3 separate regions of the Mus musculus genome follow, and regions 1 and 3 are each linked to region 2. Evidence: chromatin loops called from intact Hi-C (ENCODE). Cell type or tissue: left cerebral cortex. All regions are shown on one strand.

Evidence for each region. Hi-C counts contacts between places; a loop is a spot of excess contacts. Peaks named below come from ENCODE experiments on the same cell type or tissue, not always from the same donor. Only the 100,000 strongest peaks of a DNase experiment are listed, where the experiment ranks them.
Region 1: a loop joins it to region 2, with 8 times the contacts of the local background. A loop is called at or near these places in 7 of 42 quality-filtered maps.
Region 3: a loop joins it to region 2, with 6 times the contacts of the local background. A loop is called at or near these places in 2 of 42 quality-filtered maps.

Annotation. Positions count from the first base shown.
Region 1 is chr19:33,336,921-33,344,920 of GRCm38, forward strand. It overlaps the pseudogene Rnls. Among named protein-coding and RNA genes, the nearest start is that of Gm29998, 51 kb to the right of the region's middle. In left cerebral cortex, a CTCF peak has its summit at 3,767; DNase peaks (open chromatin) are centred at 3,386 and 3,725; H3K27ac peaks cover 4,576 bases.
Region 2 is chr19:33,236,214-33,244,213 of GRCm38, forward strand. It overlaps the pseudogene Rnls. Among named protein-coding and RNA genes, the nearest start is that of Mir3970, 83 kb to the left of the region's middle. In left cerebral cortex, a CTCF peak has its summit at 4,889 (motif pointing left); a DNase peak (open chromatin) is centred at 4,329; H3K27ac peaks cover 2,715 bases.
Region 3 is chr19:33,312,712-33,320,711 of GRCm38, forward strand. It overlaps the pseudogene Rnls. Among named protein-coding and RNA genes, the nearest start is that of Gm29998, 75 kb to the right of the region's middle. In left cerebral cortex, no CTCF peak of the experiment used is centred here; DNase peaks (open chromatin) are centred at 4,623, 5,627 and 6,298; H3K27ac peaks cover 3,972 bases.

The DNA.
Region 1 (8,000 bases), 100 kb after region 2:
CAAGAATGGATGGGAGCAAGGCAGTTCACTAAGTCTCACCTCTAACCGAGAAACCTTGGCAACTGATGGCTTCTGGAGAGGGAAAACCATCTTTCTGTAGCTTGCTGCCCTTGGAAGACAGCCCATGCTCTGGTAGTTGCTCCTTCTCCCACACACATCGAGGAAATGCTAAGTGGACTCAGTAAGTTTACAAAAGAGCATGAGGTTAGGAAGAAAACGTGACACGAGAGATAGAGATGGATTGGAGTAAATGGATTTGATCAAAACACCTTATGTGGATGTACAAAATTCTCAACAATAAAAAAGCACAAATCTAATTTTTCTGTAACAAACTAAATTTTATAAATGGGTAACTAGGATAAACCCTAATCCCAAATGAAATTCAATAGAATAATTGTTTTTAGAAACATGGTGAAGTGATATTTCACTTTTAAGTATTGCTAAATAGAAAGACTGGATGCTTGCCAAGTTGGATCATAGTGAGAGCAATCCGTTAATCTATTAGATAAATGGTGATGGTGATGGTGATGTGGGAGATGGGCAAGATGTATTTGGAGATCAGTGGTTAACCCTTGGGAGTTGGTTGTCTCCTTCTATATTTCCTGGAGTCCTGAGGATTGAACTCAGGATACAAAGCTTGCCAAGCAAGCAAACACTTTTGAGTTGTCTCACTAGTGAACCCAAGCTTGTATAAAATTTAGTAGCAGGATTCTTTACTGGAGTACATAAAGGACTGTCAAAGATCATGACATTAAGAATACATATTTATGCATAATAGTAACACAGATATGTATAATGTAATTATCACAAGTATCTTTATGGTAGGGATAAACCTAGTTTAATCTTCCCACTTTAATGCTGGAGATAAACTATTCAATACATCAAAATGAAAGTATATAGCTAAAATAAAGTAAATATAATCAAGAAAATTAGGTTAAACAATCTTACTGTTGAGCCTTATGAAACATAACCTACATGTGTGACATCCCTAGATTCTAAATGAGTCAACAAGACAAACTGTTGTTCATCTCTACCATCAGAACTATAAAAGGCCTGGCATATGGTACAGTGAACAAGGGCACTTGCCGCCATCACCATCCTGATGATTTGAGATGGATACCCAGAACACATGTGGTGGAAGGAGAGAACCACCTCCTACACTTGTCCTCTGACCTTCTGTGACCTCAACCTACATGTACCTGCATGCTGGCGTGTGTGCAGACATGCACATACCTGCACACACACACACACACACACACACACACACACACACACACACCTCTAAATACATGTGAAGAAAATTGAAGCTGAGTACACAGAAATGTGGTTCTCTCATAGCTGATACTCAACAATAAATGTAGGTAGAAAGCTAAATTTCAGCATAAAACTGGTTTGCTAAGCAATTTGGGTTAAGGAATCACTGTCTACTGAAAAAGGAAAAGGGGGAACAAGTAACATTTATTACCATCTTCTACTGCTGAACTTGTATGCCACAGAAGCATCGTGATGTTTAATATTAGATTCCACTCCAATACTCTTTGATTTGACCATGCCATATCCCTAAGAAAGAAGTCACAGTCGTGTGCCTTTGTTTGTAAAAGCAGAAAAGTCAACACTTTTCTATCACATAACTTGGTGACTCAAAAACTTAGCTGCTCATCAGAATCATCTGAAGTGCATTCTGAAGGTATCTTAGAAGTTGGTGTTGTGGCTAACACCCATAATGCCAGCATTTGGAAGCCTCAGACAGGAGGATTATTAGTTGAAGATTGGCCTGGACCACTAAACCCATATTTAAAATGTATCTTGCCCCCATAGCCATAGATATTCATCCAGAAGATCTGTGTCTTCCCAAGGCATCCTGTATTCAAATCTCCAGTTGGGCATGGGTGCATATGCCTGTGATCCTAATACTAAGGGGACTGATGCAGGAGGGTTGTAATATCGAGATTAGCCTGGTGTATATAACATGAAGAGTTAGAAACATAGCTCAGTAGCAGAGTACTTTATTAGCATGTACACATATCTAGACATGATCTCCAGTATTTCTATCCCTCCAAAAGCAAGACTCTACAGGAGAATAAGAAGTCTATTTAGGCTTTACATGTTGCCTAGCAAATGTTCCATCTATATCCTTCCTTTAATTATAAAACATCTTCCAGCATGAAAGTGAAAGATGAGAAGTGTATGCACATTAATATTTAATGAGCACCAGGTATTTGGCAAAATCCCACATGGAATTTCATTTAGAATACATTAGGTCAGTGGTTATATAAGCACAGTTATCATTACGTTAATCTTATGAAAATAACATATAATTCCTAAAACCTAATTTATGTCTCTCTTTACAATGGCAAATATCACCATTGAGTTTGAGTCTTCTTTGACAAATAGAAAAGAGGTTTTTCTTTAAGCAGAAAAGAATTTAGATTGCTGCCTTCTATCCCTATTAAAATATTCTGCAAAGTTCTTCATAATGATTACCGATCTCAGAATGCCATCTCATGTAGAATCTTGAATAGCCTTGTCAGACACAATACATACTTGATATTTCCTTCTGCTTCAGAGGGTTGGCTCCATCCTCATGATGTTGGAACCTTCTGAAACATAGACTCTGAGACCTTATATGACATCTAATTGTGTTTACCTGGGACCTTTGGCTCACAGACCACTGATTTATCACCATAGCTAACAGAATGCTGCTTCCTTTGTGAATCATATTCATTACTTGTGGATTCCAGAGTTCCTTTTGCTTTCTTGCTTATTGACCAGAATGCCTAAATAGATCCAGTGGCTTTTTGTTTTGTAAAATATGCAAAAGTAGCACTCGGGAGGCAGAGACAGGCAGATTTCTGAGTTCGAGACCAGCCTGGTCTACAAAGTGAGTTTCAGGACAGCCAGGGCTACACAGAGAAACCCTGTCTTGAAAAACAAACAAACAAACAAACAAACAAACAAACAAACAAAAAAGCAAAAGCAATAGTGGTTTAGCAACTGAGAATGCTTTATCCCTTGGTTTGATGCTGCATTATTTCACACGGGCTTCAAAAGCTTCTGGGGCTTTAGAGAAAAGGTCATTATCATTTTCTACAGTTTCCGTCTGCTTAGTTTCCATCTATATGATTCATATGATATGAAAACAAGCAATATTCTCAGAAGTGTTACTTTCCAAATACTTAAAAGAGGGTAGTCCAAGTTAACCTGACTTCACTTTCCCCGTGAAGGTGTTCTTTGTCCAGAAATGCTACCTGGTCTCTCCTATGGATTGTCTTCTGGTAGGCCAGATCCAGTGAACCAAAGATGAGCCTAACATATGGAAATTTTGAAGATGTTCACATAAGTGTGAACAGCTTCCTAAAGTATAAGGCAAGGAGAAAAAGAAATGGTTGAAGTAGTGGGGGAAGAGGAGATCCTATATATGGCCTTCTTTTAACCACTTTCTATCTCCTACACACACAGCAGATGAGTCACATCTCTGAATAAATGTCTTATACAACAAATACAGAAAAACTTCCCCTGAGAAAAATTCTAAATCCATAATCAGAGTTATGTATGCAGAATGCTAGGCTATTGAAAATAAAATTAAAATAATTATGAAGGAGACCTTTCTTGGCTACCTTTCTATTGGTGCTTCAAAACATCATGGCCAAGGCAACTTAAAAAGAAAGCATTTAATTGGGTGAACCATTTCAGAGGGTTAGAGTCCATGAGGGCAGAGCCAGGGCACAGTGCCAGGAAGAGTGGAGAACTCACATTTAATCCACAAGGAGGAGGTACTGAGTGAACTCAAAATAGTGAGTCCTTAGAAATGCCGAAGCCCACACCTGGTGGCATACCTCCCCCAGTAAGCCCATACTTCTCAACATCCCAACTGGAAATCAGGTAGTAAAACGCATGGACTGATGGAAGCCATTCTCACTCAAACCACACTGGGTGGTTGTGGGGGGTAAATTATCAGGTGCTAAGATTCTATGTGTACATTATCCTAATTTGCCAGATCCCCAGAAGAATCTATCCCTGTTTTTCTCCTTTTTGTTTTTCACTCCCCCACCCCCAACACATTGTTTTGTGTCCTTCAGGTCCTTTAGGGAAACATGCCTAAAAATATCTAGTCATTCTACTCTTGAACCAGCTTTTCTAGTTCATTTATTCCAACTTGAAAAATAGTGCCTTTAAGAGAATTTCTGAAAATCTTGTTGTCACAGAACTATAAGTCACCATCAAGATGAAATAAATACAGATGTTGTCAGGTCCTGTTATGCTAATGTCTGTATAGCTGTTTCTTCAACTTAGCATACTTCCAAGTTTTTTGTTGTTCTGATATCTTGTGGTTTGACAGAAATGAATGAATAACCTTGAAGGAAATTGGAGCCAGAGGCAAAAGCAGAGCTCTATTATCTGGAGTAATTGTGTCTAATCTTCTGATGTTTTTGCTCCCAGATTTAAGATGATGATAGATGAGTGGTTCTCAGTATGTGATCACAGCCCCTTTGAGAGTGTCAATCAACTCTTTCACGGGGGTTGACTATCAGATATCCTGCAAATCAGATGTTTACATTACGGTTCTTAAGATTAGCAAAATTAAAGTTGTGGAGTAGCAACAAAAATAATTTTATGGTTGAGGGGGAGGCGGTCATTACAACATGAGGAACTGTAGTAAAGTTCACAGCATCAGGAAGGCTGAGAATCCCTGCTGTAGAGGATGAGAAACTACTATGAGTTTTAGTGAGACATGACGAAAATTCAGCTTATCCATAATGAGCAATGTGAACGTGAACAATGAGAATTTTGGCTAATAAGATACAATAAAAGAACACCACCAAATAATTTTAAGTGTTTGAAAAAGCTAACAATTGGAACATACAGAGAGAAAGTATATTCAAAAGGAAAAAAAGGAAGGATTGGGGGTGGGGGGGCTTGTGGCCAGGATCATAACAGCAAAGAAAAAGGCAGTGAGAAGAGAATATTAGGGACTATGCAAACTCTGGGAGAGCCCACCAGGGAAAATGGAGTCTGGGTTTTAGACAATATTTGGACTTATTTCCATCATAACTCTTCCTAAATGATATTACTTAAGACATAGTAACTCTGGCTTTATTTCTACCTGGAGCAAATGCTTAAACAAGTTCTGGCAGGCTCAACTTTCTGGCTAGTGCTATGCTAGACCATCACATTAACATATTTTGAAGACTCAACTTCTAAAGAGGACTTTTCATCACTCATTAACAATACTTTGCTGAAATGGGACCAAAGTTGAGCCTGAACCAAACTTTACAGTGTGATTTCAAAGTATTTATTGACACATCATCAAATTGTATGGCAGTGCTTGAAACATAGAAGTTCAGTAAATATATACTGAAAGAACACATGACTGACTAATCTGCAAAAATTTAACTCTGCACAAACTGGGTAGAACTTGGAGTACTAACTGGGTGTGGAGGCCCACCCATAATCCCAGCACCTAAGGAAGCAGAAGCAGGAGGTTCATGAGTTCCAATGTTCTGGGTCAGTCTGAACAACATTGTGAAATCCTGACTAAACCCTAAGTAATGGGATGTCAGTGGCAGAATGTCTGCCTGCTGTACGAGACCTTACGTTCAATGCAGGGTACCTAAAAGAATAAAACAAACAAACAAATAAACAAACAAACAGAAAAGGGATATTAAGCAAAATGAAAATTTTAATGTTAATGTTATTCTAGGAGCTTTCTCTATGTAAAATCATCCTGAGCCAGAAAGAATTTAACAAGATAGATTCTGAGCATTCCTGACACAAAAACATAATCCTATGAAAACCACATGCTAATTTTAAGCAGATGGTACTATTCTATAAGATTCAAAGTTGTATAAAAAAAAAAACTCTTTAGTGTAGATAGGAACTGCAATCCTGTGATCCAACACATGTCTTGTCTTTATGAAGGTATTTCTTAGTTTCTATGTAGGCACACAAACTGAAAATATCTATAGGTTAAGGAGGAATCTCAAGCAAATAAGATTAAAGGAAAAAGATGAGGAAAGGAGAAGAAGCAGGGCTGAACACAGAACAAAATATAGGGAAACAAAGGAAAAAAAACCTATGGGATATAAGAAAGCAAAGTTGATAAGCAAATAATCGTCTCAAATATTTTTGCCAAGGGAGCTAGCAGGGTTGGTCCTGTCTAAAAGAAATGCAGGGACAAAGATGGAGCAGAGACTGAAGGAATGACTGACCAGTGATCAGCCCATATTGAGACCCATCCCATGGGCAGGCACTAATCCCACATACTATTACTGATGCTATGTTGTGCTTGCAGGGAAGAGCCTAGCATACCAGCCTTCTGAGAGGCGCTATCACCAGCTAATTGAGACAGATGCAGATATCTACACACCAACACTGGATGGAGATCTGGGACCCCAAGTGAAGAGTTAGGGGAAGGACTGAAGGCCCTTAAGGAGATGGGAACCCAACAGGAAGACCAACAGTGTCAACTAACTTGACCCCCTGGGAGCTCCCAGAGACTGAGGCACCAACCAAAGAGCATACACGGGCTAGTCTGAGGACCCCAGAACATATGTAGCAGAGGGCTGCAATGTCTGGCCTCAGTGGGAGAGGATGAGTCTAGTTCTGCAGAGACTTGATGCCCAAGGGTGGAAGCATTATGAGGGAATTGCCCTCTCAAAGGTGAAAGAAAGAGGGGAGGAACTCTTTCAGGGGAGACTTCAAGGGGATAGCATTTGGGATGTTAATTATTAATTAAAAAAAGCAAGCTTTCAGATCAGAGATGAAGAGCTGGGATGTGGTTCAGGGGCAGATTCTTGTCTAATACACCCATGGCCCAGCTCTGATCTCTCTCTTGGCAGAGCAGACAAAGAAAAATCAAAAGCAACAGAGGCCTGATGTATGGCTTACTCTTCCCCAAAGGACTATCTCCTGCAGGGCCTGGGCTACACTTTCCTATGAGGCAATGGCATCCAGGAGGGAAGGGTAATTATGTAATAAAAATGCAATTTTCTTATTTATTTGCAGTTGTCAAAATCATCACATCAATAAGAGGCATGAGAAAGTAACTTCTTTTTTTCAATTTTTTATTAGATATTTTCTTCATTTACATTTCAAATGCTATCCTGAAAGTCCTTTATACCCTCCCCTGCCCTGCTCCCCTACCCACTCACTCCCACTTCTTGGTCCTGGCGTTTCCCTGTACTGGGTGGGGCATATAAAGTTTGTAAGACCAAGGGGCCTCTCTTCCCAATGATGGCTGACTAGGCCATCTTGTACTACACATGCAGCTAGAGACAAGAGCTCTGGGGGTACTGGTTAGTTCATATTGTTGTTCCACCTATGGGGTTGCAGACCCCTTCAGCTCCTTGGGTAATTTCTCTAGCTCCTCCATTGGGGGCCCTGTAATCCATCCTATACATGACTGTAAGCATCCACTTCTGTATTTGCCAGACACGGGCATAGCCTCACAAGAGACAGCTATATCAGGTTCCTTTCAGCAAAATGTTGCTGGCATATGCAACAGTGTCTGTGTTTGGTGGCTGATTATAGGATGGACCCAGGGTAGGGCAGTCTCTGGATGGTCCATCCTTTCATCTTGGCTCCAAACTTTGTCTCTGTAACTCCTTCCATGGGTATTTTGTTCCCTATTCTAGGGAGAAATGAAGTATCCATGTGTTGGTCTTCCTTCTTGATTTTCCGGTGTTTTGCCAATTGTATCTTGGGTATTCTAAGATTCTAGGCTAATATCCACTTATCAATGAGTGCATATCTAGTGAAAACTGAACCAAGAGTTGATGGAATAGAGCTTTCGATTATATACAAACCAAACCAAACAACCAACCAAACAACTAAACCAACCAACAAACAAAATAAACAAACAACAAACACCAACACTCAGAGTCATGCAGCAGCTGCCACCCTCAGCAAAATATAGCAAGTCCTTAATGAGCACATTAGGAATCATATTTAAAAGTTTATGTACATACTTAAAACCCCTGTCCAAAATGAAAAAGAAGATG
Region 2 (8,000 bases):
AGGTACTGCATGAAGCTATGTTCAGCTTATTGTGCAGATGGAGAGAATGATTTAGCTTGAGTAATTAGCTTAGGTTCATAACAAATGGGAGATCGGTATTCACGTATTTGTGGCTCTAATTTCATTTATAAACCTTTGGATCAGGTGCCTTAGTGTATTTTTGGTTGTGAAAATAGAACCTGAGATTGGTAATATATAAAGAAAGGTAGTTTATTTTGGCTTCCAATTCTGGAGCCCAGAAAGGCCTGAAAGGCCTGAAAGGCCTGAGTGGCTGAATCTGTTTGGCTTTTGGTGAGGACCCCATTGGATAAAGATCCATGGCAAATATGGAAGCAAGAGAAGAGGAAGCCAAAGGAAGCCAAGGCTCTTCCATAACAATCCATTCTAAATGTATATAGATTAGCCACATAAAAGTGAGAGGTCACGCTCATTTGAAAAGCTTCAGCCAGTTAAGGAAGTTCTGTCTTCATGAGCCAAGCACCTGCTGTGATGTCCCCCCTCCAAACACTATTGATCAAACACCCATAAGCAATCCAAGTTTAACAAGTGTCAGGTGGCACAAACCATGTTCCAACCACAGCAGCAGGGGAAGTGACAGAAAACTCCAGAATGACATTCTACACAGCCAAAGATAAGGGCGTGGAAAGTTGTGAATAATGGAACTATGCATATAGTTGTATATAGTTATGTACAAATATATATTTGTATATATGTGAATATCTGTATATATACATACATTTGTGTGTGTGTTTGATAGTATCAATTTGTGTGTGTGTTTGATAGTATCAATAATATCAAGCGTGAGAGCAAACATTCTGAAAAGGAAACATGGACCAATTAGGAAGAAGTGGTCATGTGTGACAGTAAGAAAGGTGGTTTGCAGAAGGGCAGAACAGTGACCAAGAGGCGGGGACGCACTAGCAATACAGAGAACAAAGTGATCCTAAAAGTTCCACAGCTTTCCAATTGCTTTTCATAGATTATGCCTCAAACTACTTTACTAACATATGGAAAAGTTTACCCATGCCTACATGCATGGGTACCCATGCATGTTTACCCATACTACATGCCAGAAAGTGGCACGTTTTAAACAATGGCCGAATGCATAGTGTTCACCCTAGCAGTAATTTTGAAAAGAAACTGAAAATTCCACATATTTTTTGACAGGTCTTGATTTTCAGCCCTCAAGAAAAAAATATTCATTCACTACTTGTTTGATAAATTTCTTATGTCCCTAGGAAGTGAGAAAAACATCGATAAGAAATAATCAGATTTTCAGACTGAGGTCACATGATGAGTCAAAGTTGGGGCCAGAATCAGTCTCCTTACTCCCAGCTGCTTCTAGATGTCACAGGCTCCGCTCTCGGCTCCAGCACTGATGTCTCCTTTTTCTTTAATTACACTATTTCTTCCTTCCTACTCCTCCCTCTCACCCCTTCCACATGCCTCTTTACTTTCTCTTTCAAATTCATGGCCACTTTTTTCACTATCTGTTACTGTAAGAATGCATTTCTATGTACATACATACATATACAACCTGTTCAGTCCATATGTTACTTGCATGTGTCTGTTTTCAGGGCTGACCATTTTGTAGGCTGGACAACATTTTCTGTTCTGTTCTGTTCTTTTTTTTTTTTTTCTTTTTCTTTTCATTTTGGATTTTGGAGACAGGATTTCTCTGTACAGCCCCGGCTGTCCTGGAACTCACTCTGTAGACCGGGCTGACTTTGAAAGGCGTGCACTACCACTTCCCGGCAGCATTTTCTGTTCTTGATCTTTTCCCTCTTCCTGCTTCTCTCCTCTGTTCTAGATCATATGTTCCAGCTGTTAGCTGGTGCTCCAGTTGTTAGCTGGTGTTGTGCTTGACCATATGTTCCAGCTGTGAGCTGGTGCTGTGCTTGACCATATGTTCCAGCTGTTATCTGTTCTTGATCATATATTCCACCTGTTACCTGGTGCTGACTCCCTTGCAGAATTACTTAATTCCCACTACCACCTGACATTCTTTTATTCATCCCACAAATGTTAAGTTTTAAGCATGTATGTGCTAGCACTGCTTTTGGCATGGTAACGGGCATGAATGGCAAATGTTCCATTCCCTGATAAGGCAAGTATACTTTGAACTATCCATCACAACTTGACAGTATATGAATTTGATTTTTACATTAATTTAATCTTCAAATATTTTTGAGATTGTCATAAATGAATACTGTGTTTACATTATTTACATGCCTCCTTCCAACTCCTCTCATGTTCTCATGATTTCCTCTACTTCTCAAATATGATATCATCTCTATGTGTTTGTGATATTATATACATAATTATTACTTAGAACTGCACACTGAGTCCATTTGAATGTTGCTCATATGTACATGTTTTTAGGGTTGGCCACTTGAGACTGGACAATCTATTAGAGAGATCATCTCAGGAGAAACCTGGTTCTGCCTCTCTCAGTGGCCATCAACTGACTCTTTCTCTTTATTTGGGGTTGGGGCTCTGTGAAATTTCCTCCATTCACATTGGTATATCAGATTATGTCGTCATTATGCCATTATGCAGGCCTTATCAATTTAAGCCTTTGAAAAAAGTCATAAACCTTTTTAATTTATTTGTTTATTTTTTATTTTTGAGATTAAAATATAATGACACAATTTTTCTCCACTCCAAAATTTTCCACATAAACCCCCTTGTTCTCTTTCAGATTTATGGCCTGTATTTCATTAATCGCTGTTAATACATATATTCATACATAATACATACATACATACATACATACATACATGCATACATACAGTGTGTGTTCCTAAACGTTGTCAATTTATCTTACAGTATGGCTGCTTTGTACTCATAGCTATTCTCCAAGATGCTAGCAAATGTTCTCTGTTTTAATTTTTAGTTTGTCCTAAAACATTAAAAGCTCTTTCTTTGTCTATAATTCCTAAGATGAACTATGTTTCAGAAAAGTTATCTGAGCCACGCTCTCCTCCATTCCTCTTATAGAGACTGTGATGAGGCTTCTTTTTGTCTGTACCTTCTGCCCATCCTTTCAGCTTATTAGGCACGCCCCTCAGAACCATGGCTTTAATTTGATTATCCAATCTTATATTTCATGTGAAAACAAAAGTCTTCACTGGAATGTTAATATTGAAATAGAATAAATGGAAACCATTTCTGAAATCATTAGCAGAACTACCATGAGTCATCTTACTTAGGCTGGCTCTATGGAAACACATCTCCCACTTTAAAGGAACTATAAGAAGTTCATTATTCATTTATTTTTGATGCCTCAATTTATTCACAGAAATATGTAGAAGGTTTATAGCTTGGTCTTTTTTCACTGAAGCTTGTCCCCCAAGAGAAGTATTGTTAGCACAGTGGTAAGCCTTCCATGTGTATTAGATAAAGGTGGTCAATAATGCCCAATCTGAAATGAGAGCAGATAAGGACGTTCACATGGCTTAATTTTAGAGATGAGGAAATTTATTGATGTCAGAGGGAAGGGTCTGTTGTTTACACTGTTTTAGGGCCCAGTTTCTGTTTCTTTTCTTTGTTATTTGATGGCTCACATTATGATCTCATATTATCAATATGTGTGCTTGTACAAATCTCTTTTCAAAGTCTTCATGTATGAGAATTCTGGGTTTTAGATTATTTATAGTCATGGCTTTACAGCCTCATCTCTGACTATAATTCCTTCTCATATGAAATCTCAAAATATATGTATAGATTTTTCGCATGGGAAAATAACAAATGCAGAAAGATTCTTTTGAAATTTATAGGTAATTTTTTCACTAGCTGCCTGTTGGTCATAACTCTTCCTTCAAAAAGTACTATAAATATTTCCATAACTCTTTTGTAAATGAATGACCCTTGCCATCAAGGGATCCAGTCAGTTAACCAATCTTGGCTTTTAAATTGATTTTAACGACTTTACCAGATTGCCTCTGTGGTCTCACATCTACTGCAGTGAAAGAGTAGAAACCTGATTATGAGCACAGAGGAATAGGTTTTGAGAGAGATAGGGAGAAAGTCAGGGTGTGGATATCTAGAACACTGGAAGAGATGAGTAGAGGGAAGGCTAAAATCCACCCCCATCTTCTAGGTTTAAATGTTTTCTCCAACCAATGTACCATTCGGCTCAGATGGGAAGCAAACAGATGCTAGATCGAATGTGTGAGCTTGTAGGCAGACCATCATTCTTCAGGTTCAATTTTTTTTCTTTTTGACATTGTCTCATTCTGTAGCCTTGGGACCCATGGCTATCCTCCTGTCTCAGCATGAAAAGCTCTGGAATTATACATTTGAGCCACTATATCTGTTTGAACAGAGACACTCTGGCAGGGTAGAAGGGTGATTTCACCGAGAGGGATGAAATTCTTTAGGCATATGGGCAAAGGAGCCTAAAAATAGTTGAAACAGCTTACACCTCTCCCCATATAAACCATCCATGCTGCAGTTGGAGCTCGTGATGAACTCAGAAGCCATATGGCTCTGAAAAGAACTAAAATTCCAAAGCACATGGAGGTTGTAGTTTTAGCCAAAGATAGATTACTAATTTTGACTCCATTGATTAAACTGAAATTTCATATCTCAAACTTCAAATACATAATTTATTAGAGTGTGTTGATTGGTACTTGGTCAATTGTTTTCTCAGTGGATCTATATGGTGACCACAGTGACTCTGGCTGTGTGTCTGTAGAGTAAACAGTTGACTTCACATGCATTTATTTGTTGTGTAATTAAGCAAGTTACTTGAGGCTGGAAACGTGAAGAGCACTGGATACTCTCAGAGGACCAGGTTTTGATTCCCAGCACCCACATGGAGGCTTTCAATCATTAACTCAAGTTCCAAGGGATCTGATGCCCTCTTCTGGCCTCTATGGACATTGCATACACATGTTGCACAGACATACATGTAGGCAAAACAACATCACACATGAAATAAAAATAAATAAGCCAAAGGGGGCAAGTTACTTGTTTTACCATCGCTATTGTTCTACCTGCTAATTGCTCACAACAGTAAGATGTGATTGGGTTTATGTTAAGGTGAGATATATCGTCCATAGTATAGTATGTAAGGATAGCAGGAATAGTCCTAGATAAGAAGCTTGGCACACAGCGACTCCTTAGGGATAACCATCACACTCTGTAAAGGAGTCTGTTATAGCTCCTAGACTAGAGGTGTTTATACATTTCTTGACAAAAAGTCAGGAAGCAGAGGAGACAACACATTTGGAAGGTTTCCAGGTGCCCTGCTCCTTGTGTCTGATCCATACTCCTGTGGGAGTGACTTCTTGTATGCTTTCTTGCCCTTTTGGTTTTCTGACAGAAGTTAACATGACCGGACTTGCTTTTGAGTTTCTAGGATCCCTCTTTTCATTTTCATCCCAGGAAATCTGCCTTAGTAGTCAAGGCACATTAAAAACGTTCCCTCTCCTTTGCTTAGAGAAATGATTTCAGTGAATCATACGTTCAGGTTTTGAAATTACTCAACCACAACCTGATAACCTGACCTAATAATTTTCTCTCTTTTTCTTACAAAGGGAAATGTATGAATTGTGTTTATCAGAAAAGCTTACTAGCTATTTTTATGGACACTCATTTTGTATTTTTCAAATGTTTTACAACAAGCATATGCAATTTTTGTACTTAAAATTCTCACTTGCATACATGATATTGGGCTTTTGCTTAAAATTCTGCCTATGAGTCCTAGCTCTGAACATATTGAAAACTGGATAAAAATGATTTTGTAATTTTACAAATATAGTTACACCCCTTGAAGACATTGCAGTCAGTTGCTGAGAGACCTACTAAGTTCTTGGGAACCCAGGAAACAAGGTTATTAGAGCCCCAAGAGTATCTTTTCTCAGTTAACATCTGGAGCTTCCTGAAGGGCCAAGATCAAACCTTAAAGAATTTAATGTTTATTGTTTATAAATCATATTCTCATTCTATGTAACTCAGTCAGAATTTCCACTAGGGACATCACTGAACTCTTCCACAGACTTCCATATGGGAATTCTCAGTAATATAAGATGGGAATCTGGCCTTCCCGGACTTCACGAAATGTTTGGCGAGGGGAGTGTGAGGTCAGCTAAGTTATTTTACTTTTATTTTTCTGAAGTCATCTGGGAAATGTTGTTTTATTTTAGGCAAAATTTTATATATTTTAAAATTATAGATGCTCTTAAATAGCAGGGTCTAAAAAGTACAGTATTGGTATTTAGTCTAATGGATTTGCAGCAGGCGTGAGAAGATAATTGTCAAAGCTTTGAAATTTAGTTTCCTTTTATGTGCTTCCAACAATGATAGAATCTTGGTATCAAATGCCAGGTATAAGGTGGAGTTTAGAGTTAAAGGTCTTTGACTAACAAAGTGGCTCTTTTATAACTGGCAGAACTATACATTTATGAGGAATTTTTATCAGCAATACTTTGCATAGGTCAGCTGTAGAGAGTCCGCTTTGTTTCACAGACAAATTAAAAAGTGCTGTACTGATGTGAAATATAGCACGTTTCCTCAAAAGGCCAAAGAACTGTCAGCGCTGCATAAAACGGTAAAGGTCAGCTCCTAAAATAGGAGCCACAGCCCTTCAAACACAGATGTTATTAAGACGACAAGATCTTAATAGTCAGCCCATAGGATAATGACAAGGTCAGCTCACTACAGTATCCTTCACTTTGACTTCACAAAATTGCAAGCATTGAATACCATCAGGATATTTTTGTGGAACTTTGGTGATACGGGTTTGTGGTTGATCCTTTATCATAATTTTCTATTCTACAGAGATATTCTTTTTAAAGAAAATTTATTATTTTTATTATACACTTGTGTTTTCCTGGATGCATGTATGCACATGCCTGGTGACAACAGAGGACAGAAGAGACTGTCAGATCCTTAGAACTGAAATTACAGATGACTATGATCCACCATGTGGGGTCTGCCAACCAATCCCAGGTCCTCTCAATAACCAGCTGAAGTGTTCTCATCAGAAAGCAAATACAAATACTACACTTTTGTGATTGTGTTGATCGTCCTGACTCACTATCTATAAAGTTATATGACTACTACTCTCAGGGAATCAATGTTCTGAAATGGATTCCCACGGGATTTATAATTACACAAAATATTCAGTTTAAATTACAACAAGGTTATTAAACATTCAGTAAATTCAGAATAGAAATAGTAAAACCCTGCCTTGCAGATAAATATTCTTTGGTGAACATGCAACATTGGACAATCATGTAAAACTGAAGAATCAACTAAACTTTCTTTTAAGAATTAAAAACCTGTAGGTGATAAATGCTTTCTCTTGTTACTGCATTTGTTTCTTGCAACACAACAGCTCTGATAAGCAGAGATAATAAATTATAATTTATAGTTGAGGGACTAAAAGCTTAGAAGTATATGACTTTACACGATCAATCAGCTAGTGTGTGATATGTGTGGGATCTTACAACAGCCTCTGATCACTATAACACAATGCTACCTCAGTAGCATGTGCATGTGTTGGATCATTTGGAAGGTGTACATTATTAACATGTCATATAGTAGTTATGACCACATTGTGTTGTGATGTTATTAAAATTAATGGTGTTTCTTCAGTTTTGACTATTCAATTGTTGGTGCTTTATTTCGTCAAAGGCTTATATAAACGGACAAAAGGTATCTCGTGAATGAATGTCTAAAAGGCACTCTTGGACAGAGATCAAATATGCACCATCTACCCCATGTCTGTAGGGCGTTCAGAAAACTGTACAAATGGATCAAAAGACTAGAGTGTTCAACAGTTCCATCTTTTAATACTGAATACTTATATCATAGAATATAAGCTACACATAATGTTTATGTGCCTGGTATAAGAAGTCTTTCCAAATGTCATAGAGAACCCTAAGAGTAATAAATTAAGGTGAACGTGTAAGATCAGAGAAGTCTTTGTGGAAAGAATTGTGTTCTTGAGCATAGTACAAACATTACTTTAAAGCAATTTTAAAAATGAT
Region 3 (8,000 bases), 76 kb after region 2:
TTGTGCTGGAGGAGCTGAGAGTTCTACATCTTGTCCCAAAGGCAAATAGGAGATGACTGTCTCTTCTGCACTGGGAGGAACTTCAAAGACCACGTCTCTCCACAGTGGCAAACTTCCTCCAACAAGGCCACACCTACTCCAACAGGGTCATACCTCCTAATAGTGCCACTTCTCATGAGCCAAGCATATTCAAACCACATCAGTAAAACATTTTTTTTAAGTCACACTGTATACAGGCTCTTTAGGATAAACAAGGAACTTAATTGATTAAATCAAATTAATAAATGTCTATAGCATACTAGAACAGATTGTCCTTTTCTTTGCCCTTAATTAAAGCATTTAAAGTTCTACATAGTTTTTTTAAAAATAAAATGATCATTATATTGTTTCTAAGCTGATTCAAAATTTATGTTTCTAAATATGAATGGTACATATTCAAAGACTGACTTGCTGGGGAAACTTTTCAAATGAGAGCTACAACAGAAGAACACTCAGTCTGGACTGGAGACACTGGCCCAGTATCAGTCCAATTTCTTTACTGAATCTGAGGCAATTTTGATCAGTACTGTCAAATAAAACATGATGATTTCTCTCTGTAGGAAAAACTTAAGTTCTGATTCCTTTTCATTAAAAATGTAATATAAATTTAAATTTACAATCCAACAGTTTACCTTGCTATCTTTATACCAAGAAAACAATAAATAGCATCCCAATGTCACTACTTTCTATTTCTGAACAAACAGACACCATATGTCCCCAACTTTACAAGTCCAACAGTATGTGAAGATTTGCATTCAATTCATTTACTTTGAAGGGGAAGGAATTCTATTCTTTTTTATAGCTGCTTCTATAACAACCAATTCCTAGTGATTACAGCAATTGTCATTAAAAAAATCATATTCACACCTCCTTCCATCCTCCCATATTCATCTGCTCTAACTTACTTATCTAACTTTGTGTCCTATTTATTATTATTATTATTAATTATAATTATTATGATTGGTCTTTTTCAAGACAGCATTTCTCTGTGTAGTGCTGGCTGTCCTGGAACTTACTCTGTAGACCAGGCTGGTCTTGAACACAGAGATCTGCCTGCCTCTGCCTTTCCAGTCGTGGGATTGAGGGTGTGTACTGCTACTGCCGAGCTTATTATATATTTTATTTTATTATTTAATTTTGGTTTTCCGAGACAGGGTTTCTCTGTGTAACCATGGCACTTCTGTTATTCTGTAGATCAGGATAGTCGAGAAATCAGAGATCCACTAAAGAATCATCAAGTATAGTTTAGGCTGCCCATATACTCATGGGCATAAATATTTACTGAAGAATGGTGTACCACCAAGAAATACACTTTTAAAAACATGATCCTTTCTTTCCCACAGGTATCAAAAATATAGTTCCTTAGCTAGAAACTGGACTTCATGCCCATATCCCCTCTCTATGATAGTATTTAGTCTAGTTCAAGTCTGTGCAGGTCTTATGAATGCTGTATCAACTTCTGGGAATTCCTATGTGCTAGAAAAACTGTTTCTTTGTCGTTATCTACTACCTAACACTCTTAAAACTCTTTCTGTTTCCTCTTCTATCATGATCTCTTGGGAAGAGGAAGGTGTTCCCTTTGGGGCTGAGCATTCCATAGTTTCTGATGTATTGCATTTTCAGCTGTGGTTCTCTATGTTAATTGCCATCCACTACAAACAGGATCTTCTCTGAGGAGGACTGGAAAGTGTAATGATCTATGGGAATAGTGATGAGTCATTAAGAGTTGGTTTAACATTATGTTAAAATTTAAGAAACACACACACACACACACACACACACACACACACACACACACACACCTACCTCTACCTCCAGGGACACACTTTCTTCCATAAGGCCACACAGACTCCAACAATGCCATGCCTCCTAATCTATCTATCTATCTATCTATCTTTCTTTCTTTCTTTCTTTCTTTCTTTCTTTCTTTCTTTCTTTCTTTCTTTCTTTCTCTCTCTCTCTCTCTCTCTCTCCCTCCCTCCCTCCCTCCCTCCCTCCCTCCCTCCCCCTCCCTCCCTCCCTCCCTCCCTCCCTCCCTCCCTCTCTCCCTTCCTCCCTCCCTCTCTCCCTTCCTTTCTTTCTTTCTTTCTTTCTTTCTTTCTTTCTTTCTTTCTTTCTTTCTTTCTTTCTTTCTTTCTTTCTTTCTTTCTTTCTTTTTTTTTCAAGAGAGGGTTTCTCTATATAGCCCTGGCTGTCCTGGAACTCAATTTGTAGACCAGGCTGGCCTCGAACCCAGAAATCTGCCTGCCTTTGCCTCCCGAGTGCTGGGATCGAAGGCATGAGCCATCATGCCCGGCCCTCCTAATCTTTCTAATCTGTCTCAAATAGTGCCACTGCCTGGTGATTAAGCATATAAATATATGATGCTTTGGGGGTCATTATTATTCAGACTACCACATATACCTGAAGATTGAAAAGTAACATCAGCAAATAACATAGATAAAACTTATGATCTGTCTTTCTAGGTCTGGGTTACCTTACTCAGGATGACTGTTTCCAGTTCTATACATTTATTTATGAACTTTATAATTCTATTTTCTTAGTAGCTCTTTAATATTCCATATACCTCATTTTCATTACCCACTCCACAGTTTATGAACATCCAGGCTGTTTCCATTGTCTAACTACTATGAACAGAACAGACTGGGGAGCAGAGGAAGTCATAAGTATATTAAGTCCTGAATGAAAGTATGTTGCAGACATGAGTTGACCATGTCAAGGACCAAAGCCTTAGATTCATGGGAAATAGGCAAAGCTCTTCCTCCTTTAATGTTCAGAAGGATGAGAAAGCCTTCCGCTGGTCCAAGTGCAATGTTGATAGCGTGTGCAGAAAATTGTCCATCATAGCTTTCTATCTCTCGGTATTTATGGCCAAGACTGCTTACTTACAGAGAGTATTCCTAACTGTCTTTTGGCTAAACCTGTCATCTTAGCTGAGCTGTGTACAGTAAACTCTTCCTCCTTGTTCAGTTATAGGCAATGACCCAGACTCCCTGTTCGCTGCATATAATAAAAACTCTGAGCCTCTGTGGTTTTGAGGCTTCTCTAGTTCACATGACCCCAAACTTTCTGTATATGCCCATGTTTATCTTTTCATCATTTTCTAACTGTAACAGTCACATCAATGTCTGGAACCATAAAGGGTACAGCAGAGCAGCAATGAACATGGATGAGCACATGTCTCTATAGTAGGATATATAGTCCTTGGGTATATGTCCAGGAGAGGTATATCTGGGTCATGTGGTATATTTATTCTATCTTTTAAAGGGATTTCTAGGGTGGGTGCATTAGTTGGCACTTCTTCTAGCACTGACTATCTTTTCCTTAGATACACACCAGTCATTTGACTATCATTTATTTTTGGATATTAGCTATTCTAAAAGGGGCAACATAAAATCTCAAAGTAGTTTTGATTTGAATTATCTTGATATTGAGGGATGTTGAACACTTTTAAAAATGTTTCTCAGCCATTTGAATTTTGAAAACTCTCTGTTTAGTTCCATGACCCATGTATTTTAAGTGGGTTGTTCTAGGAACTTTCATTGGCTTGGGCATAGTTGATTAAGCCAGGCTGGGTGGCTAGAGAATGCCAGAAAACCCTCCCTTCTTTATCCCTTTAACCCCCACACCTACCATGAGTGAATATTATATGCTTAGTTCATCATGCCTGTCTTTCCATGTTGATTGTGGGGATCAGACTAAGGTCCTCATGCTCACATAGCAAACACTTCACCAACTGAGCAATTTCCATAACTCTAACCCTGGTGTGTTTTAATGAAGCAGTGTTATATAATAAACTGGTACCAGCTTTTGGACAAAGATTTTATACAACAACTTCAAGAACTACATGTTTTACTGGTAGAAAAAAGGTAAAATGTATCTTTCTGAGAAAGATGAACACAGATGTTGGATTGACTTAAGAAAAACAATCCAATGGAATCACTTTTAAAAATCTCTATCTTTAATTCAAAGGTGAAAGGGGAATCACTAGATAAACAGCACGGCAAGGCAGCTCCATGGCTTGAATGGCAAATGACTGTTAGACTTGAAGTTAAACTTTGCATATTTATTCATTATCTTTGTAAGATAATGTATATATCTGATCTTACAACACTATAGAGGGTTATCAAAAGAAATAGTCCTCCTTTAAGTGAATGAAACATACTGAACAACAAAACAGAGAAAATCAATGGGGCTATTCATGTGGAGAATGAGAGAAGAGGAAGATTTTAGGAGCAAAAAGACAATGTAGAGATGAAAGGAGAAGTGGGAGTACTGTGATGTACGGAGTGGTGGTGGAATGAGAGAAATGAGAAATGAGAGTGGCTGAGATTTGGCTAGGTCCATATCTAACTAGCTGACATTGCAAGCTTAAGGTCTACAGGAGCAGAGTGAGACCTTAGATATGAACATCTCAGAAGTTTTCTCTTGGCTCAAGAGTTTGATGAGTGTCAAGTGTCAGCTTCAAGTGAGAACTCTGAAAGAAACGACAGAGCACATTTGTAAAACTGGGGCAGGATAGAGGACGCTGGCTTTAAAAAAAAGTTGTGGTGGGGCATGCCAAAGACAGAAAGGGAAGGAGGCAAACATTTTTAACTCATGTGCTTGCCTTCCATATGGGTTGCAGAAGGCAAAGGGGACAGAACAGTGAGCTGGAAAGAACATTTATGCAGCTTCTGGGAGAAAGAAGTGCCCAGAAGGACACGTGTGAGTGAAAAATCACTCGAAGCAATCTCTGTATAAAAGGAAGAGGGCAATAGCCTAGAGATGAGTGGAAGAGAAAAGACTACCTGAAAGACCTTCAGGTCAAGAAGAGTTCCAGGAGAATGTGTGCAGTAACTGAGCAAAGGCTCCTGCTTCAGGAATGGTGTGCAGAGGGAATACTCCTGCGCCTGATGATTTATTTCTTCAGACACTGAAATGCACAGGAAGTAGCCTGGCTGGCTTCTGTATTGGAGAATATACACTTAAGCCAGAAATTATTAAAAGGGAGGCAGAACGCTTCAGAGAATTTGAGGAATCAAAATCCACCTCTCAAAATGAAAGCTCCAAACCCTGTCCACAATTTCCACAACTCTGAGGCTTTGAGCAGGGATGGACTTTCTCCACAAACAACACAAAACAACTCTTATAAAGTAGATGACTTAACATTGGGGTAGGTAAATAAATGTGACCTGGCTCAACAAGCAGTAAGTAAGAAAACCAAGAGAGCATCTTCCTGTGACATGAAGTGGCAACTACACCTTAGTGTTTCATACGAAAGTTTTAGGAACTTTAGGAGAAGAACAAATGTAGCTACGGAGATGGTCACAGGGAGGGAAGAATAAGAATAGACTCACTAAATTTATAGAGCTCTAATGAATGCAATGTTGCCCCTAAGTATTAAGATGAAAATGAAATAAGAAACAGAAGCGAACAAGCACACCAGGGGAGCCAGTAAGAGTTACCAGAGCTCTGACAGCAGCAGCAATGCTCAGAGGTAAAGGAGACAGTATCTAAGGACAACAGAAAACAAACCAAGTAGCTCTGAAAAAACGGGCTCAAGCTGTTCTGAATAATCTGTAGTTATTGAGGATATCAGAGAAATAAAACTAAAATAAAAAAATAAGAAGAATAGGCCCCAGTCAGATCTTGGCAAGCACAGGGTCTAGACAGGAATAGTGCAGAGTTAACTTGTTAGTTTTATGTTTTAATATGTCGGAGGACAGCTGTTGGGAAGCAGACTCCAAACTCCTATAGCTATTTTGAAAAGGAGTTTAAAAAGCTTGGTGAAGGTGGTTTTCAGATATTAAAGTTGGAGATATAAAAAAGGTGCAATAGGGAAGATGGGAGATTTGGAGAGTAAAAGACACGTATTTAAAATGACAATAACTGGAGAGAATGGAGCATGCCTTATTGCCAACTACTCAGGCAGCCCAGGTGAAAGGATTTGCTCACACTCAGGGCTTTGAGCCATCCAGTACAATATAGGAAGACCTTCCATTTAGACAAAACAAAAAACCAATCAAGCAAACAACAATAAAAAGAAGTTATTTAAGCATGAAACAAACAAACAAACAAATAAGGGATAGCTACTTGCAAAGAAACATACAAAAGGTCTAAACTTAAGAAACAGAAATAGATATATCTGAAGAGGGGGTGGAGGAGGCAAAAACACAGAGAGCCAGAAAGCCAGAGAGAATACACCAGGAATAGGCAGAAGAAAAACTAGGACAAAGAAAAACGTCACACAAGATCTTACATAAGGAGCTGATGGCTTGAGCCAACAGGAGTTCTGGGAAGGGAGAAGCACCTGTCCAAAGGGAAGGTGTGAGGAGGAAGAGACACAACAACACCTGGTCTCAGAATATATTAGAGAAAGGTTCTGTGAGCCAAGCAAAGTTCTGGAAGAAACTTTGAGTAAAGTATATTTATAAAATAGTGGTAGTGAGATCATTTAGGACAGAAAAATCAGAGAATCTTGGTAAAGAACATTAAATGTATTTGATATGACTTGGAGAAGAATTGATGGATTTTGAAACTTGAGGGTGAAAGTCTGATGAGAATCAGAATGATCACAGTCCAAAGTATTGCCACGCTTACCAAGTATGAAAGGAAGCACACAGTACTGAAGAAAGGGGAAAACGCATTATCTAAGATCATCCCCAGTTAGCACCCCGGAACTAACAGCATGATGAGACAAATGAAAATAACAGCCTCTCTCTCTCAAAAACATGACATTTTCATACATGGTAAACAACGCAAAACCCAGATACACTGAGGAGAATTCAGACAAATCTAAATTAAAGGACATTTTCCACATTAATGTCCAAATATTTTTAATGTTATTGAGATCAGGAAAGATCATAATAATAATCAGGAATTATTCCAGATCAAGGAAGATTATAGAAACAAGAAAAGTAATGGGGCCCCAAATAAAATTCTGTAACAAAAATATAACTACATTTTATTACTAGATGCAGGCAATTGGTAAAGTCTGAATAAGGTTTGGCAAATATACTTACGCTAATTTCTTAATTTAGACAATTGATCTATTGCCATGTGGTATATTCAAAGATAAACATTGTGAAGCACAAGGAAATGAGTCATAACTGCTAAAAACAACTTTCAAAAATTTTTTAAAAATATTTTTTATTACGTATTTTCCTCAATTACATTTCCAATGCTATCCCAAAAGTCCCCCATACCCTTCCCCCACTCCCCTCCCCACCCATTCCCACTTTTTGGCCCTGGCGTTCCCCTGTACTGGGGCATATAAAGTTTGTGTGTCCAATGGGCCTCTCTTTCCAGTGATGGCCGACTAGGCCATCTTTTGATACATATGCAGCTAGAGTCAAGAGCTCTGGGGTACTGGTTAGTTCATAATGTTGCACCTACAGGGTTGCAGATCTCTTTAGCTCCTTGGATACGTTCTCTAGCTCCTCCATTGGGGGCCCTGTGATCCATCCAATAGCTGTCTGTGAGCATCCACTTATGTGTTTGCTAGGCCCAGGCCTAGTCTCACAAGAGACAGCTATATCAGGGTCCTTTCAGCAAACGCTTGCTAGTGTATGCAATGGTGTCATCGTTTGGAGGCTAATTATGGAATGGATCCCTGGATATGGCAGTCTCTAGATGGTCCATCCTTTTGTCTCAGCTCAAAACTTTGTCTTTGTAACTCCTTCCATGGGTGATTGTTTCCAATTCTAAGAAGGGGCAAAGTGTCCACACTTTGGTCTTCATTCTTCTTCAGTTTCATGTGTTTTGCAAATTGTATCTTATATCTCGGGTATACTAAGTTCCTGGGCTAATATCCACTTATCAGTGAGTACATATCATTTGAGTTCTTTTGTGATTGTGTTACCTCACTCAGGATGATGCCCTCCAGGTCCAACCATTTGCCTAGGAATTTCATAAATTCATTCCTTTTAATAGCTGAGTAGTACTCCATTGTGTAAATGTACCACATTTTTTGTATCCAT